Linked DNA regions of Homo sapiens: region 1 is linked to region 2. A link is an interaction called in ENCODE POLR2A ChIA-PET data of the cell type or tissue named here. Cell type or tissue: MCF 10A. All regions are shown on one strand.

What was found. Peaks named below come from ENCODE experiments on the same cell type or tissue, not always from the same donor. Only the 100,000 strongest peaks of a DNase experiment are listed, where the experiment ranks them.
Region 1: POLR2A ChIA-PET joins it to region 2 with 5 read pairs; 2 of 35 experiments call an interaction of 5 or more read pairs at or near these places.

Annotation. Positions count from the first base shown.
Region 1 is chr9:22,254,009-22,262,008 of GRCh38, forward strand. No RefSeq gene overlaps it. Among named protein-coding and RNA genes, the nearest start is that of DMRTA1, 190 kb to the right of the region's middle. In MCF 10A, no CTCF peak of the experiment used is centred here; a DNase peak (open chromatin) is centred at 3,243.
Region 2 is chr9:21,539,191-21,547,190 of GRCh38, forward strand. All of the region lies in intron 1 of MIR31HG (MIR31 host gene), which reads right to left. Among named protein-coding and RNA genes, the nearest start is that of MIR31HG, 17 kb to the right of the region's middle. In MCF 10A, no CTCF peak of the experiment used is centred here; no DNase peak of the experiment used is centred here.

The DNA of each region.
Region 1 (8,000 bases), 710 kb after region 2:
AGAAATACCAGAGGCTAAAAAAAAATCCTGCTTTTCAGACCCAGTAAACTAAGAACTATCTTACAGTAGCACAGAATTACCAGATGTTAAGCCTCAGGTAATTGCTAGAGGAGGTTTTCCAAATCAGAAACCTTGGGGACCTCATCAAATTTGCCAGGATATCTCAGTTGCTCCATTCTGCCTGGTGTATCCCTAAGAAAAAAAATTAAATAGTGTCTTTCTTTGTTAATCTAGCTAGCTGTCAATCAATCTTGTTTATCCTTTCAAATCATCAACTTTTGGTTTTATTGATTTTTTTATATGGAGTTTTTGGGTCTCTCTTTTATTCAGTTCAGCTCTGATTTTAGTTATTTATTTTCTTCTGCTGTCTTTGGGGTTAGTTCTTGTTTTCCTCGTTACTCTGGGTGCAGTGTTACATCATTAATTTGTGATCTTTCTAACTTCTTGAGGTTGACATTTAGTGTTATGAACTTTCCTCTTAACACTGCTTTTGCTGTATCCCAGAAATTTTTGTATGTTGTGTCCCTGTTTTTCTCTATTACAAAGAATTTTTAAATTTCTTTCTTGATTTCATTGTCTACCCAAAAGTTATTCAGGAACAAGTTGTTTAATTTCCAAGAAATTATGTGGTTTTTGAGACATCCTAGTATTAATTTCTATTTTCATTCCACTGTGGTCTGATAGTATAATTTTAATTTTTTTGAATTTATTGAGATTTGCCTTATGGTAGAGCGTGTAGTCAGTCTTAGAGTATATTCTGTGTGCTAATGAATATATTCTGGGGTTGATAGGTGTAGTATACTGTAGATGTCTATTAAGTTTATAAATATGGATGCTCAAATATTGGATGCCTATATATTTAGTATAGTTATGTGTTCTCATTGAATTAAATCCTTTTATCTTTATGGAATGCCCTTCTTTGTTCTTCTTTACAGTTGTTGGTTGAAAGTCTGTTTTTTACTATAAGAATAGCAACCTCTGCTATTTTTTGTTTTCTATTTGTGCAGCCAATCTTTCTCCAACCGTTTACTTTGAGCGTAGGGTGTTATGTGTGAGATGGGTCTCTTGAATACAGCAGATTAATGGATTTTTTTTTTTAATTCAACTTGCTACTCTGTGTCTTTTAAGTCAGGTGTTTAGGCCATTTACATTCAAGGTTAATATTGGTATGTGAGGTTTTGATCTTATTATGAAGTTGTTACCTGGTTGCTTTATAGGGTCACATATTGTGTGATCATTTTATAGGGTTTGCAGAATATGTATTTATGTGTATTTTTGTGGTAGCAGATATTGTTATTTCATTTCCATATTTAGACTTCTCTTAAAAATCTCTTGTATTGCTGGTGTAGTGCTAATGAATTCCCTTAGTCCTTGCTTGTCTGGAAAATATCTTATTTCTCCTTCTCTTACGAAGCTTAGTTAGGCAGAATGTGAAATTCTTAGATGGAATTATTTTTTCTTTAAGAATGCTGAAAACAGGCCCCCAATGTTTCCTGGCTTGTAATGTTTCTGCTGAGAAGTCTGCTGTTAGCCCAACAGGGTTCCCTTTGTGCATGATCTTCCCTTTTTCTCTAGCTGCCTTTAAGATTTTTTCTTCAGTGTTGATCTTGGACAGACTGGTGGCTGTATGCCTTGGTGATGTTGATTTTGCATAGTATCTTACAGATGTTCTATCAGTTTCTTGTATCTGGATTTTTACCTGTCTAGCAAGGTTAAGAAAGTTTCTTGAATTATTCCCTCAAATATATTTCCTATTATTGAATGCCAAATAATTTGTATGTTTGTTTGCTTTGAATGATTACATATTTCTCAAGTACTTTGTTCATTTTTTAAAAATTCTTCTTTTTTTAATTCTTGTCTCACTGTGTCAGCTCAGAAAAACAGTCTTCAAGCTCTAAATTTTTTTTCTTCTGCTTGATACAGTCTGTTGATACCGCTTTCAGTTGTATTTTGAAGTTTCTTAGGTGAGTTTTTCAATTCCAGAATCTCTAATTGACTTCTTTATCTCTTCCTTCATTTTCTAGATTGCTTTATAAATTTCTTTGTGTTGATTTTCAACGTTGTCTTGGATCTCATTAACCTTCCTTGCAATCCATGCTTTGACTTCTTTATGTGTCATTTCTGAATTTCCATTTTGGTTAGGGACCATTGCTGGAGAGCTGATGTGGTCTTTTTGTGGTGTCACTCCTTTCATATTTTTCATGCTGGCAGAATTCTTATGCTGGTTCCTTCTCATATGGAGACACTAGCTCTTTAAATTTTTGTAATATTTTTGTGTGGGTAGAGTTTTTTCTTCTTCTTGCTTTCTCTATAATGTTAATATTATTATAATTTTTATTCTTTCCTTTTCCCTTTTCCCTCCATTTTGGGGGGATGTGACTGTAGAGAATGTTGGATAGGGTCTTCTGGCTTTGCTTTCATAGCCTTATTCATTTACTTTGGCTGATTTTATATTGGGCTGTGGAGTTCAACCTACAAGCTATTGATGGCATTTACAGGTAAGAGCTGGCTGTGGCCAACGTGTCTGGGTATATACTTGATTCTTATTTACTGGCAGAAACTCCCTATTGCCTAAGACAATAGGCTGATTCATGGCGTGTACAGTGGTCTGAGCTCCCTGACCAGCCCCAGAGCAGCAAAGACCATAAAGGGTCAGGGGATGACTGGGCAGGTCCACCTATTGGTCTCCTGATGGCAGGCGAAGGCACCAGCACCAAGGGAGAGTCCTGTGAGCAGCCACCAAATACTCACAGGTGTGCCTAGGGATGGAGCTGGAACAGTGCTTCAGCTCCAGGTTCTCTGCACAAAATTGGAGGATGGCCTAAGCTTCTAATCCAGAAGGGTAAGCACTCTAAGTGCCTGGAGCTCTGTATAGGCATGGAGCAGAGAGGATCCCCTGAACCAAGATCTCTGAACAGGAGGGTTGGGTGACAGACTGATTAACCAGGCATGCATGTGCTTTGAATTTCTGGAGATCTGTTTGGGCCTGAAGCAGAGAGGGACTTGCTGCACCATGATCTATGTCCAAGGAGGGTGGGGTGGCTCAGGCTGTTGAACCAGATGAGTGGTTGCTCCAAATGCCTGGCATTCTGCCTGGGTATGAAGCAGAGAGATTATCCCTGTACCAGGATCTCTGCACAGGAAGGGTGGGGCAGGTCAGGTTGCTGATCCAGATGAATGGTGCCCTGAATGCCTGGATATCTGCTTGTGCAGGTGCTCCTAATGCCTAGAGATCTGCCTGAGCATGTAGTAGAGAGGTGTGCCAGGATATCTGCACAGGAAAAGTGGGACAGCTTAGCCTGCTAATCCAGGTGAGCTGGTGCTCTGAACACCTGGAGATCTGTGAGGGTGGGGCACAGAGAAAGCCCTACTGTACCAAGATCTAGGTCCAGGAAGGGTGAGGCAGTTCAGGCTGCTGAACCAAGTAAATGAGTGCTTTAAATGCCTGGAGACAGATACCTGCCTGGGCATGGAGAAGAGAAAACTCCACTTCATTGCAGTCTATGTCCAGGAAGGGTAGGGTGGCTCAGTCTGCTGAACAAGTCAAACAGGTGCTCTGAATTCTTAAATATCTGCTTGGGTGTGGAGAAGACAGAGCCTCTCTGCAACATGATCTATTTCCAGGAAGGGTGGGGCAGCTCAAGCTGCTGGTCCAGGGAAGTGAATGCTCCAAATGCCTGGATTTCAGCCTAGGGGTGGAACAGAGAGGGCCCCCCAATGAGCTACAATCTCAGGAGAGCAGGGTAGGGAATCCAGCAATGGCACATATCAATCAGTTCCAGGTTGTCAAGCTGGCCCTGGCAGCAAATCTTGCCACTTAGGAGAAATTACAGCTGTAGCAGGTCTCCTCCTGCCCCAGGGTTGTGATAGGGGAAAAACACAATTTTTGCCTTACTGCTGAGGCATTTTCCAGAGTTCTGGCTGTGGAGGCCCTTACCACACTGAGAGCGGGTGCTCCCTGGCCTGAGACTAAAATGCCTGTGTAGCCACACTGCTGTGTCGACAAAGAATGGCTGACTTTGTACACATTCAGATTAAAAATGGCATCCTGCTCTCACTTCTGGGTCTGGACTGAGACCCTGGACTGAAAGTGTATGCAAGTTTTCATGGTATCTTTCTTTACAGCATCTCTAAGCCTCTCAGCCTCTTCCCAAGTTAGCTCCAGGGTGTGGGAGACACAAAGTGCTTTCCCTCAGCCTGGGTTGCTCAGATCCACAGTGGAAAGGTGAGTTCCAGAGGGAGGCTGTCTTCCTCTCTCACATGCTGGAGCTTAAGTCACTTTTATCAACTGAACACCACAGAGGCTGTTTGCTGGTGTTCTGCTCTCTGGGATCTGAATGAGAAGAAGTAAGTCATGTTCAAAGAATTGAGAGAAATTCTACATATCCTAAAGATAGAATGTAAGTTTGAAAGTAATGTGTGTGTGTGATAAGAATAAAGCTAGATATACAATTTTTCACATTAATTAGGCCTTTAGTGAACTATAGGTAAAGTGATCATCTGACAACTGTTATGTATTCATGGCCAGGCAGGAGATTCTCATCAGAATCCTTTTAAGGCAGAAGGATGCAACATTTTGAAGACAATTTTTTTCCAATTTTTTTTGTAGTAAAGTACACATAGCATAAAATTTACCATCTTAATCATTTTAAGTCTACAGTTTAGTGGTACTAAATACACCCACAGTGTTGTACAATAATTACTACCATCCATGTGATAACTCATCTTGTAAAACTGAAACTCTGTATCCATTAAAAATCACTCCCACTTCTACCCTACTCTGCTCAACTTGCTCACATAGGAGACTTAAGCCCTAGGAGAACTGTTGGTCCTGAACTCTGCAGGGTGGTATGACCCATCAGATAACTTGGTCTGACCTGAGCACCCCTTGGTCTTCTGGCCTGTCCTAGGAACAAAGTCTGACCATGCTTGCCTTCAAGGCAGCCTCAGAAGCCCTGGGGGCCTGCATCATAGCTTCTGCACTGATGGACTGTGCCTGAACAGTGAAGAACTTCAGCAGGGTGTCCCCCATGGCTATGCACCAGCCCACACACTTCTTCACCCCACTGCAGCTTCTTCTGGGCCCATGGCAACTCCACATCACTTTGCTCGCACATGTCTGCGTGGGTGACTTTTGCTTTCCTTGCTCTGCCAGCATGTGACTGTTTGTGCACCCTGCCTTGCCACTGCTACAATAGGATGAAGCCCATCCCCTCACCCCTGCCAACAGCCATAGCAAGCAGAGCCCCTTTGTCTACCACCATAATTGGATGCTTCTTGAGGCCTCTGAGAAGTAGAGGTTGCTATGCTTACTGTACAGCCTGGAGAACCATGAGCCAATTAAACCTCTTTTCTTATAAATTACCCAGTCTCAGGTACTTTTTGTAGCAGTGCAAGAATAGCCTAGCATAAAATTGATACTAACAGTGGGGAATCACTACAAAGATGCTTGAAAATGTGGAAGCAGGTTTGGAACTGGGTAACAGGCAGAAGTTGTAAGAGTTTGGAGGGCTCAAAAGAAGACACAAAGATCAGGGAACGTTTAAAACTTCTTAGAGACTGGTTAAATGGTTATGACCAAAATGCTGATAGTGATGTGAACAGTGAATTCCAGGTTGCCGAGGTCTCAGATGGAAATGAGGAACTTATTGGGAACTGAAGCTCAGGTCATGCATGTTATGTTTTAGCAAATAGTTTGGCTGCATTCTGTTCATGCCCTAGGGATCTGTGGAAGTGTGAACTTCATAGTGACAGAGTATGTGGCAGAAGAAATTTCTAAGCAACAAATTGTTTATGATGTGTCCTGGCTGCTCCTAACAGCCTGTACACAGACACATGAGCAAAGGAATGACTTACATTTGGAAGTTATATTTTAAAAAGAAGCAGAGCAAAAATATTTGGAAAATTTACAGCCTGTCCGTGGGGCAGAGAAAGAAAAAGCTTTTAATTCAAGCAGGCTGTGGAGCAATTTCTTGCTAGAGAATTTGCCCAACTAAATGGGAGCCAAGTGCTAATATCCAAGACAGTGGGAGAAGACCTTGAAGATATTTTAGAGGTCTTCGCAGCAGCCCCTCCCATCACAGGTCCAGAGGCCTAGAAGAGAAGAATGGCTTCATGCGCCTGGCTCAGGACCCTGCTTCCCTTTACAGCATCAAGACACAGCTCACCACATCTTAGCTACTCAGTCTCCAGCCTCATCTCAAAGGGGCCCAGGTACAGCTCTGGACACAGTTCCAGAAGGTGCAAGCTATAAGCCTTGGCAGCTTCCACATGGTGTTAAGCCTGTGAGTGCACAATGTGCAAGAGTTGAGGCTTGGGAGCCTCTGCCTAGATTTCAGAGGATGTATGGAAAAGCCTGGGTGACCAGGCAGAAGGCTATTGCAAGATTGGAGCCCCCACAGAGAACCTCTACTAAGGCATTGCCAAGGGAAACTTTGGGTTTGAGCTCACATACAGAGTCCTCACTGGGGCACTGCCTAGTGGAGTTGTGAGAAGAAAGCCACTATCCTTCAGACCCCAGAATGGTAGATCCACCGGTGGCTTGCACCCTCAACCTGGAAAAGCAACCAGCATTCAACTTCAACCCACTGGAGCAGGCCTAGGGGCTGAACCCTGAAAAGCCCCAGGAATGGAGCTGCCCAAATCCTTGGGAACCCACCCTTTGCATCAGTATGCCCTGGATATGGGACATTGAACAAAATGAGATTATTTTGGAGCTTTAAGAATGAATAATTTCCCTGCTGGGTTTTGAAATTTCATGGGGCCTGTAGCCCCTTTCTTTTGGCTGATTTCTTCCTTTTGGAATGGGAATATTTACTCAATGCCTACTCGCAATGTATATTTTAAGTAAATAACTTGTTTTATTTCACAGGCTTATAGCTGGAAGGGACTTAACTCAGACGAGACTTTGAACTTTGGACTTTTAAGTTAATGCAGGGGTGAGTGAAGACTTTGGGGGACTTTTGGAAAGGCATGATTGTATTTTGCAATGTAAGAAGGTCATGAGATTTGGGAGGGGCCAGGGGCAGAATGATGTAGTTTGGATATTTGTCCACACCCAAATCTCATGTCAAATTGTAATCCCCAGTGCCGGAGGTGGGGCCTGGTGGGAGATGTTTGGATCATGGGAACAGATCCCTCATGGCTTGGTGCTGTATTTGTGATAGTAAGTTCTCATGAGATCTGGTCATTAAAAAGTGTGTGGCATCTCCTTCCGTGACTCTTTTTCACTCTTACTCCTGTTATTGCCATGTGATGTGACTGCTCACCTATGCCTCTCATCATAATTGGAAGCTTCCTGAGGACTCCCCAGAAGCAGATGGCATTAAGCTTCCTGTACTGCCTGCAGAACCATGAGCCAATTGTATCTCTTTTCTTATAAATTGCCTAGTCTCAAGTTTTTTTTTTTATAGCAGTGCAAGAATGACCTGATAAACTTACTTGTTCACTTTTGCTTATTTTTCTTGAATGTTTGAAGTATTATTTTAAAAACTTTTGCTCACTTGTCATTTAAGGCATTTAAGGTATGATTTCTTTTAGTATTGTCAGTTTGGGATTTTACATTTAACTCTTTAAGTCAGTTTTCAAATATGTTCAGAAATAGAGGTTTAGTTTTATTCTTATGAATGTGGATATCCAATTTTTGAATCATTTATTGAAGAGACTGTATTTCCTTCAGTATATGTTCTTGGAATCTTTGTAAAAAATAATTTCACTGTAGGTATGTGATTTTTATTTCTGGTCTCTCTTTTGTTCCATGGTCCATGTGTCCAATTTTATGTTGGTACTATGCTGTTTGGATTATTATACCTTTGTAGTATAGTAATGTGATGTCACCAGCTTTTTTGTTGTTGTTGTTGTTGTCATTTTAGGATTTTTTTCTATTTCTGTGAAGAATTTCATGTATATTTTGATATCAAATCAAATAGGGATTCCATGAAATCTGTAAATTGCTTTGGGTAGCATGGTCATCTAACAATATTAATTCTTCCCATTCATGA
Region 2 (8,000 bases):
GGATAAATTCCTTGACACATACACTCTCCCAAGACCAAACCAGGAAGAAGTTGAATCTCTGAATAGACCAATAACAGGAGCTGAAATTGTGACAATAATCAATAGTTTACCAACCAAAAAGAGTCCAGGACCAGATGGATTCACAGCCGAATTCTACCAGAGGTACAAGGAGGAACTGGTACCATTCCTTCTGAAACTATTCCAATCAATAGAAAAAGAGGGAATCCTCTCTAACTCATTTTATGAGGCCAGCATCATTCTGATACCAAAGCTGGGCAGAGACACAACCAAAAAAGAGAATTTTAGACCAATATCCTTGATGAACATTGATGCAAAAATCCTCAATAAAATACTGGCAAAACGAATCCAGCAGCACATCAAACAGCTTATCCACCATGATCAAGAGGGCTTCATCCCTGGGATGCAAGGCTGGTTCAATATACGCAAATCAATAAATGTAATCCAGCATATAAACAGAGCCAAAGACAAAAACCACATGATTATCTCAATAGATGCAGAAAAAGCCTTTGACAAAATTCAACAACCCTTCATGCTAAAAACTCTCAATAAATTAGGTATTGATGGGACGTATTTCAAAACAATAAGAGCTATCTATGACAAACCCACAGCCAATATCATACTGAATGGGCAAAAACTGGAAGCATTCCCTTTGAAAACTGGCACAAGACAGGGATGCCCTCTCTCACCACTCCTATTCAACATAGTGTTGGAAGTTCTGGCCAGGGCAATTAGGCAGGAGAAGGAAATAAAGGGTATTCAATTAGGAAAAGAGGAAGTCAAATTGTCCCTGTTTGCAGACGACATGATTGTATATCTAGAAAACCCCATTGTCTCAGCCCAAAATCTCCTTAAGCTGATAAGCAACTTCAGCAAAGTCTCAGGGTACAAAATCAATGTACAAAAATCACAAGCATTCTTATACACCAACAACAGAAAAACAGAGAGCCAAATCATGAGTGAACTCCCATTCACAATTGCTTCAAAGAGAATAAAATACCTAGGAATCCAACTTACAAGGGATGTGAAGGACCTCTTCAAGGAGAACTACAAACCACTGCTCAACGAAATAAAAGAGGATACAAACAAATGGAAGAACATTCCATGCTCATGGGTAGGAAGAATCAATATCGTGAAAATGGCCATACTGCCCAAGGTAATTTACAGATTCAATGCCATCCCCATCAAGCTACCAATGACTTTCTTCACAGAATTGGAAAAAACTACTTTAAAGTTCATATGGAACCAAAAAAGAGCCCGCATCACCAAGTCAATCCTAAGCCAAAAGAACAAAGCTGGAGGCATCACACTACCTGACTTCAAACTATACTACAAGGCTACAGTAACCAAAACAGCATGGTACTGGTACCAAAACAGAGATATAGCTCAATGGAACAGAACAGAGCCCTCAGAAATAACGCCGCATATCTACAACTATCTGATCTTTGATAAACCTGAGAAAAACAAGCAATGGGGAAAGGATTCCCTATTTAATAAATGGTGCTGGGAAAACTGGCTAGCCATATGTAGAAAGCTGAAACTGGATCCCTTCCTTACACCTTATACAAAAATCAATTCAAGATGGATTAAAGATTTAAAGGTTAGACCTAAAACCATAAAAACCCTAGAAGAAAACCTAGGCATTACCATTCAGGACACAGGCATGGGCGAGGACTTCATGTCCAAAACACCAAAAGCAATGGCAACAAAAGCCAAAATTGACAAATGGGATCTAATTAAACTAAAGAGCTTCTGCACAGCAAAAGAAACTACCATCAGAGTGAACAGGCAACCTACAAAATGGGAGAAAATTTTCGCAACCTACTCATCTGACAAAGGGCTAATATCCAGAATCTACAATGAACTCAAACAAATTTACAAGAAAAAAACAAACAACCCCATCCAAAAGTGGGCGAAGGACATGAACAGACACTTCTCAAAAGAAGACATTTATGCAGCCAAAAAACACATGAAAAAATGCTCATCATCACTGGCCATCAGAGAAATGCAAATCAAAACCACAATGAGATACCATCTCACACCAGTTAGAATGGCAATCATTAAAAAGTCAGGAAACAACAGGTGCTGGAGAGGATGTGGAGAAATAGGAACACTTTTACACTGTTGGTGGGACTGTAAACTAGTTCAACCATTGTGGAAGTCAGTGTGGCGATTCCTCAGGGATCTAGAACTAGAAATACCATTTGACCCAGCCATCTCATTACTGGGTATATACCCAAAGGACTATAAATCATGCTGCTATAAAGACACATGCACACATATGTTTATTGCGGCATTATTCACAATAGCAAAGACTTGGAACCAACCCAAATGTCCAACAATGATAGACTGGATTAAGAAAATGTGGCACATATACACCATGGAATACTATGCAGCCATAAAAAATGATGAGTTCATGTCCTTTGTAGGGACATGGATGAAATTGGAAATCATCATTCTCAGTAAACTATCACAAGAACAAAAAACGAAACACCGCAAATTCTCACTCATAGGTGGGAATTGAACAATGAGATCACATGGACACAGGAGGGGGAATATCACACTCTGGGGACTGTGGTGGGGTGGGGGGAGGGAGGAGGGATAGCATTGGGAGATATACCTAATGCTAGATGACGAGTTAGTGGGTGCAGCGCACCAGCATGGCACATGTATACATATGTAACTAACCTGCACAATGTGCACATGTACCCTAAAACTTAAAGTATAATAAAAAAAAAAAGGATTTCTACTTCTAGGTATTTAAAGAAATAACGAGATGCACGCAAAATTTCAGGGGTGTTATTAACGACTTTGGACAGATATATCACAATCAGGACTAATAGGAAAGGATGCTACCTATACCACCTGCTATGTGCCCTTAGCTTACTGGATCATCAGCAGTCCAGGAGAGGGAGGCGGGGAAACACAGGATATGACTGTTTTCTCATCAATATGGAAATATTTCAGTATTTTAACAACCAGTGTGGCTAAACTGGCTGACAGTCAATCCTACAAATAATAATCCTTATGCAGAATGACATAACAGCAAACAAAACTGGAAAAAATATATTTTCAATAATAAATTATTATTTATCATAAACCATAAAGGTTCATATCATAGAATGCAATGAAGCATAAAAAAATGTCTTGGACAAGTATTTACTCATTTGTGAAGATACAAACTACTTAGCAAAAAGCAGAGCAGTTACAAAATATCATAGGCTGTACAATCTCAATTTTATTTAAATATGTATGTATACATATATTTACATCTTTAAGTAAATAGACTGAGGAACTATATCAAAATGCTAATACTAATGTTTATGAGTAGTGGAATAATAATTTAATTTTCTTCTTTACAAATGTATGTTTTCCAAAATTTCTGCCATTAAACTGATGTATTTTATAGCAAAGATAACATTACTTTTTAAAAATGGAGCACAGTAAAAAAAAAGCTGCTACATTTTAAACTGAATCTTAAAAATCTTTTAGTTACTGTGCTAAAGCATTTTCACTTCTTCAGAACAAAGATTTACTACTTTACCTTGATATATCAGGGAATAGAGAACAGAGATGAACTTGAAGCAGTTCGGCATCACTGACCTGACAACCAAGTGGAGATGGTTGTCAGATAAAAAAATAATGAATCACTATGATACAAGCAAAACCAGAAATATCTAAAGATACAAAAATACAGGGAAAAGACATAAATTTTTTTTCTGGAAGGAGGTCATGGAAAGCTTCACAGAGGAAGTGATGACTGAGCAGGATTCTGAAGGCTAAACAGGAGTTCAAAAACCAGATATGGCAGGATGAAGCTTTTCTAGGAAAGAAACACCCCCATGCAAATGTTCTCGAGCATGAAACAGCCAGGAACTAAACAGATTTAGCTCTGCTTTCTTTCTCCTAAAATAGAAACTTGCAAGGATCTTGACTTTGACTGGAAGGAATAAGCATTTATGAAAAACATTCTAAGTGACAAAAATTGAGCTAGTATTTTGTTTTGTCTTTAATGGAGGAAATGAGAAAACTGAGGCTCCGGTAAGTAAGAACCCTCTTAGATATTCCTGGAATTTACACCCTGATGGGTGGTTAGTTACTTTATCTACATAGTATTCTCATGTATATATGCTATTATCGTATTCTATCAGTTGTTCTCATTACATAGAAAGGATTAAGATAAATTGGTGGTGTTCAAGGTTTTGGATTTACCTACTAGCGCACTTCCTCATTGCCACAGGAGTTAAATATTAACTCATGCTGATACCTGTCCAACATGTATGTACATGTGTGGGTGGGTGGGTTTAGGCGCAGGTGGAAATGAAGTATTGCAAAAATATCTGCAGTTTGGTGAGCAATTAATCAGGAAATAATGAGTGCTATACTGGAATAATCACCTTAAAAGTAAAACCTTCAATGAAAGCAAATCTTTCAGAAGTTCAATATGGGAATTAAATTACTTTAAAATTGTAGAATGTTCTAAACTTTTGCATTTATTGTTTTGAAAATATTTTTCAATGGTAGGCATTTTCAATCATTTATTTTATTACAAGGGGTTAATTCTGGGATTATTTTTTGCTACTTCTCAAGTTAACTATGAAAACCATAATTCTTTTTTTATCTTTTGGTTGGGTTTAATTATGACAATGTCAGTAATATGGTTTAGTTGTGTCCCCACCCAAATCTCATCTTGAATTTCCACATGTTATGGGAAGAACTTGGTGGGAGGTAATTGAATCATGGGGGCAGGTCTTTCCCATGCTATTCCTGTGCTTGTGAATAGGTCTCACGAGATCTCACGGTTTTAAGAAGGGGAGTTTCCCTGCACAAGCTCTCTTCTCTTGTCTGCTGCCACGTCAGACTTGCCTTTCACCTTCTGCCATGATTGTGAGGCTTCCCTAGCCATGTGGAACTGTAAGTGCATTAAACCTCTTTCTTTTGTAAATTGTCCAGTCTCAGGTATGTCTTTATCAGCGGCATGAAAACAGACTTATACAATCAGTGAAGGCATAACTGGGAAGTTAAGTATCATTAACTTGGTAAGGTTATTCATGTTTCAATTATAAAGAATTTACCACTTCAGATGAACTCACCTAGTTTCCTTTTTCTCTTTTCTTTTTTTTTATTTCAATAGCTTTTAAGGTACGAGTGGTTTTTGGTACATGGATGAACTGTATAGTGGTGAACTATGAGATTTTAGTGCACTGTCATCAGAGCAGTATACACTGCACCCGATACGTATTTTTTAAATCTCTCACCCCCCACTGCCTCCCACTCCCTCTTGAGCCTCCAAAGTCCATTATACCACTCTGTATGCCACTGTGTACACATAGCTTAGTTCTCCCTTATAAGTGAGAATATACAATATTTGGTTTTCCATTTCTGAGTTATTTCACTTAGAATAACGGCCTCAAAATCCATCCACATTGCTGCAAAAGACATTATTTCATTCTTTTTTATGGCTGAGTAGTATTCCATGGTGTATATATATTACACTGAAAAATGTAATTCTTTAATATGTCTATGTGAGCCAAAATCTACAAATGGTTAATGCAGATATTAGGTCAAGTGTCACTCTACAGTCTCCTGAATAGTACAGAAATCAAATTTATACCCAGTGCAATTTTTTCACCATTAAGACATTTTATTTGGCCGTGAATTTATTTGGCCAAGACAATAAATTCAGTTTTTCTTCAGCATGAACCAAATTACTTTCTTAGATGCACATTACTTTCCTCCAGTTAGATCTCTGTTTTTTGAATCCCAGGCATCCTAAAAGAATATTTTGTTAATTCTACTATAGCTCAATCTTATACCACTTGACTTCAATGGGCCACTATGAAAAAGGAAGCTGAGTTGAGTTCCTTTAAAGTCGTAAAAAGTAAATTAACATTGACCAAGCACTTTGAGGATAAAATAAAATGTCGAGTAATAATTATTCTTAAAATAAAAATAAAATCACAAGAAGTTGCCATTCTATAATTTTTTTGTGATTTTTTTTTATCTAATATCCCCCAAAGTCAGGAGGCAGTGTAGATGTACGAATATTGTCTGTATTTTCTTTCAAGTAAATGCAAAGCCAAACAAACAAACAAACAAAACACAAATGCACTTTTCACACCACGTTTTGCTCTCCACAACTTTTAGGCCCTAAGTACATACAAGCATGTATGAAAAAACAAATGCACTTATTTTCACACATTTTGCTCTTCACAACTTTTAGGCCCTAAGTACATCATGCATGTTTTAAATGCATCAAAGAGGCACTGCATTTAAAAGCAGTGAGACAGAAATGGACCAGATAGGCTTGGTGTGATAGTGACCACAATTCCAATAACTATAAAGGAGAGGAGAGGTGGACTACATCCTCTAAGCAGACTCTACTGAGCTTCAACACTATCTGTGCTACCTAAAATAACCAAGTGTTGGAAATCAGTTCTTTTATTCTATCATCAAAAAGCATGATTCAGATTGACAATGGAAATTTGATTTATATAATTATTAACAATTTTAAAAACTTTAAATAGTAGATCTCTCAAAAGACAAAATCCTTGGTGCATCTAGTAGTGAGAACTTAATTCTAAGAATTTAGAAGAACCTAGTGATTTCCTTGCTGGAAATTATAACCCACGGTTAAGCCTGAGGTTGGATGCCCACCCACCCTGCACCCCCATTATTTCTGCCTACTAATAAGCCTTTGTACTGTGTGGCCTTTCCTTAAAGCACTTTTTTTTTTTTTTTTTTTTTTACATTTTCAAGTGAGTACATAGTATGTGTACTTGCGGGTTGGGGCACCTGAAGACGAAGTGAGAAGCATTGTTGAGACAACATATCAGAAAATTCTTGCCTCTAGACAATCACTTAGGGGCTTGACTTCTGGAGAAAAATGGCAGTTTGTCAAATCCTTGACACACTTTTAATTTAGTAATTTTATTAGCATAATATGCCTACTAGCAAAAGAAGAAACGGAATTGTTTAAATTTTCCCTCATTCTGATAATGAATGTCAAACATTTTTTTAAAACATTTTAAAGGATGAGCCAACAACTTTAAAATAAATTAAAACACCATTAATTTTTAGTAGGTCTATTTAAATAATAATTTTGATTTTTGCATACTATTATTTATTTAGTCTTTTCTGTATCTTGCAGGGTATTCCTAAATTTATAATCTAGTGTCCAAAGATTTAATGAAAGCTCATTGCTTATAACAATCTGAGAAAAATAATATTAACAGTATAAAGGCAGAACACAGCTGGCTAATTTAAGTGAATACAATTTTTAAAAGCATTTACTCCATTGGGACTCATAATTACAGTATTTTGCCAGTAAATCTGTAAACATTTCATATCATATGTATTAAAAGATCATGCTTCTGAATTAGTAACTCTTAAAAGGTAAAATTAAATATTCATAAATTTCAATAATTTGAAACACCGCAGTTTGAAATTAATTGATAAAAGTATCCCCAAGTCCAGGAAGATAATAAATTGCTATCTTCTGTGTTACTGAAATATAATTTGTATTATTCCTCAATTAGTAACCCCTACAATTTTAACTGTGGTGATAAAGTGTTCTACAATATGCAAGGTGGCAATTTCAAAACCTTCCCCTAAAACCAGTATTCTCAAGTCTTTTAAACTCATAACTAACCAAGCAGAAAACTCTCATATAAAAAGTCCAGCAGAGCTATGAGTGGTTAGACAGGTTAACGCCAACCTACAGAGGAATGGAACAGAAAATACACATCAAAATCATTCAGGGATCAAGGGCAGCAAACTCTTGAAATGGTTAGAGAAATCATGGTGTGGCATATTTCTCTTAGGCAAGCAGGGTCATTTCTGAGTTGGTCCTTCTCAGTAACCCAAATGAATGAATGCTCTTTTAAAGTGCCCATTAACTGAGGTGCATTTTTCTGGCTGTTTTTATAAAGTGCATGCCATAACAGGTACTTGTTTGGACAAAGATAAACATCGCTTTGTGT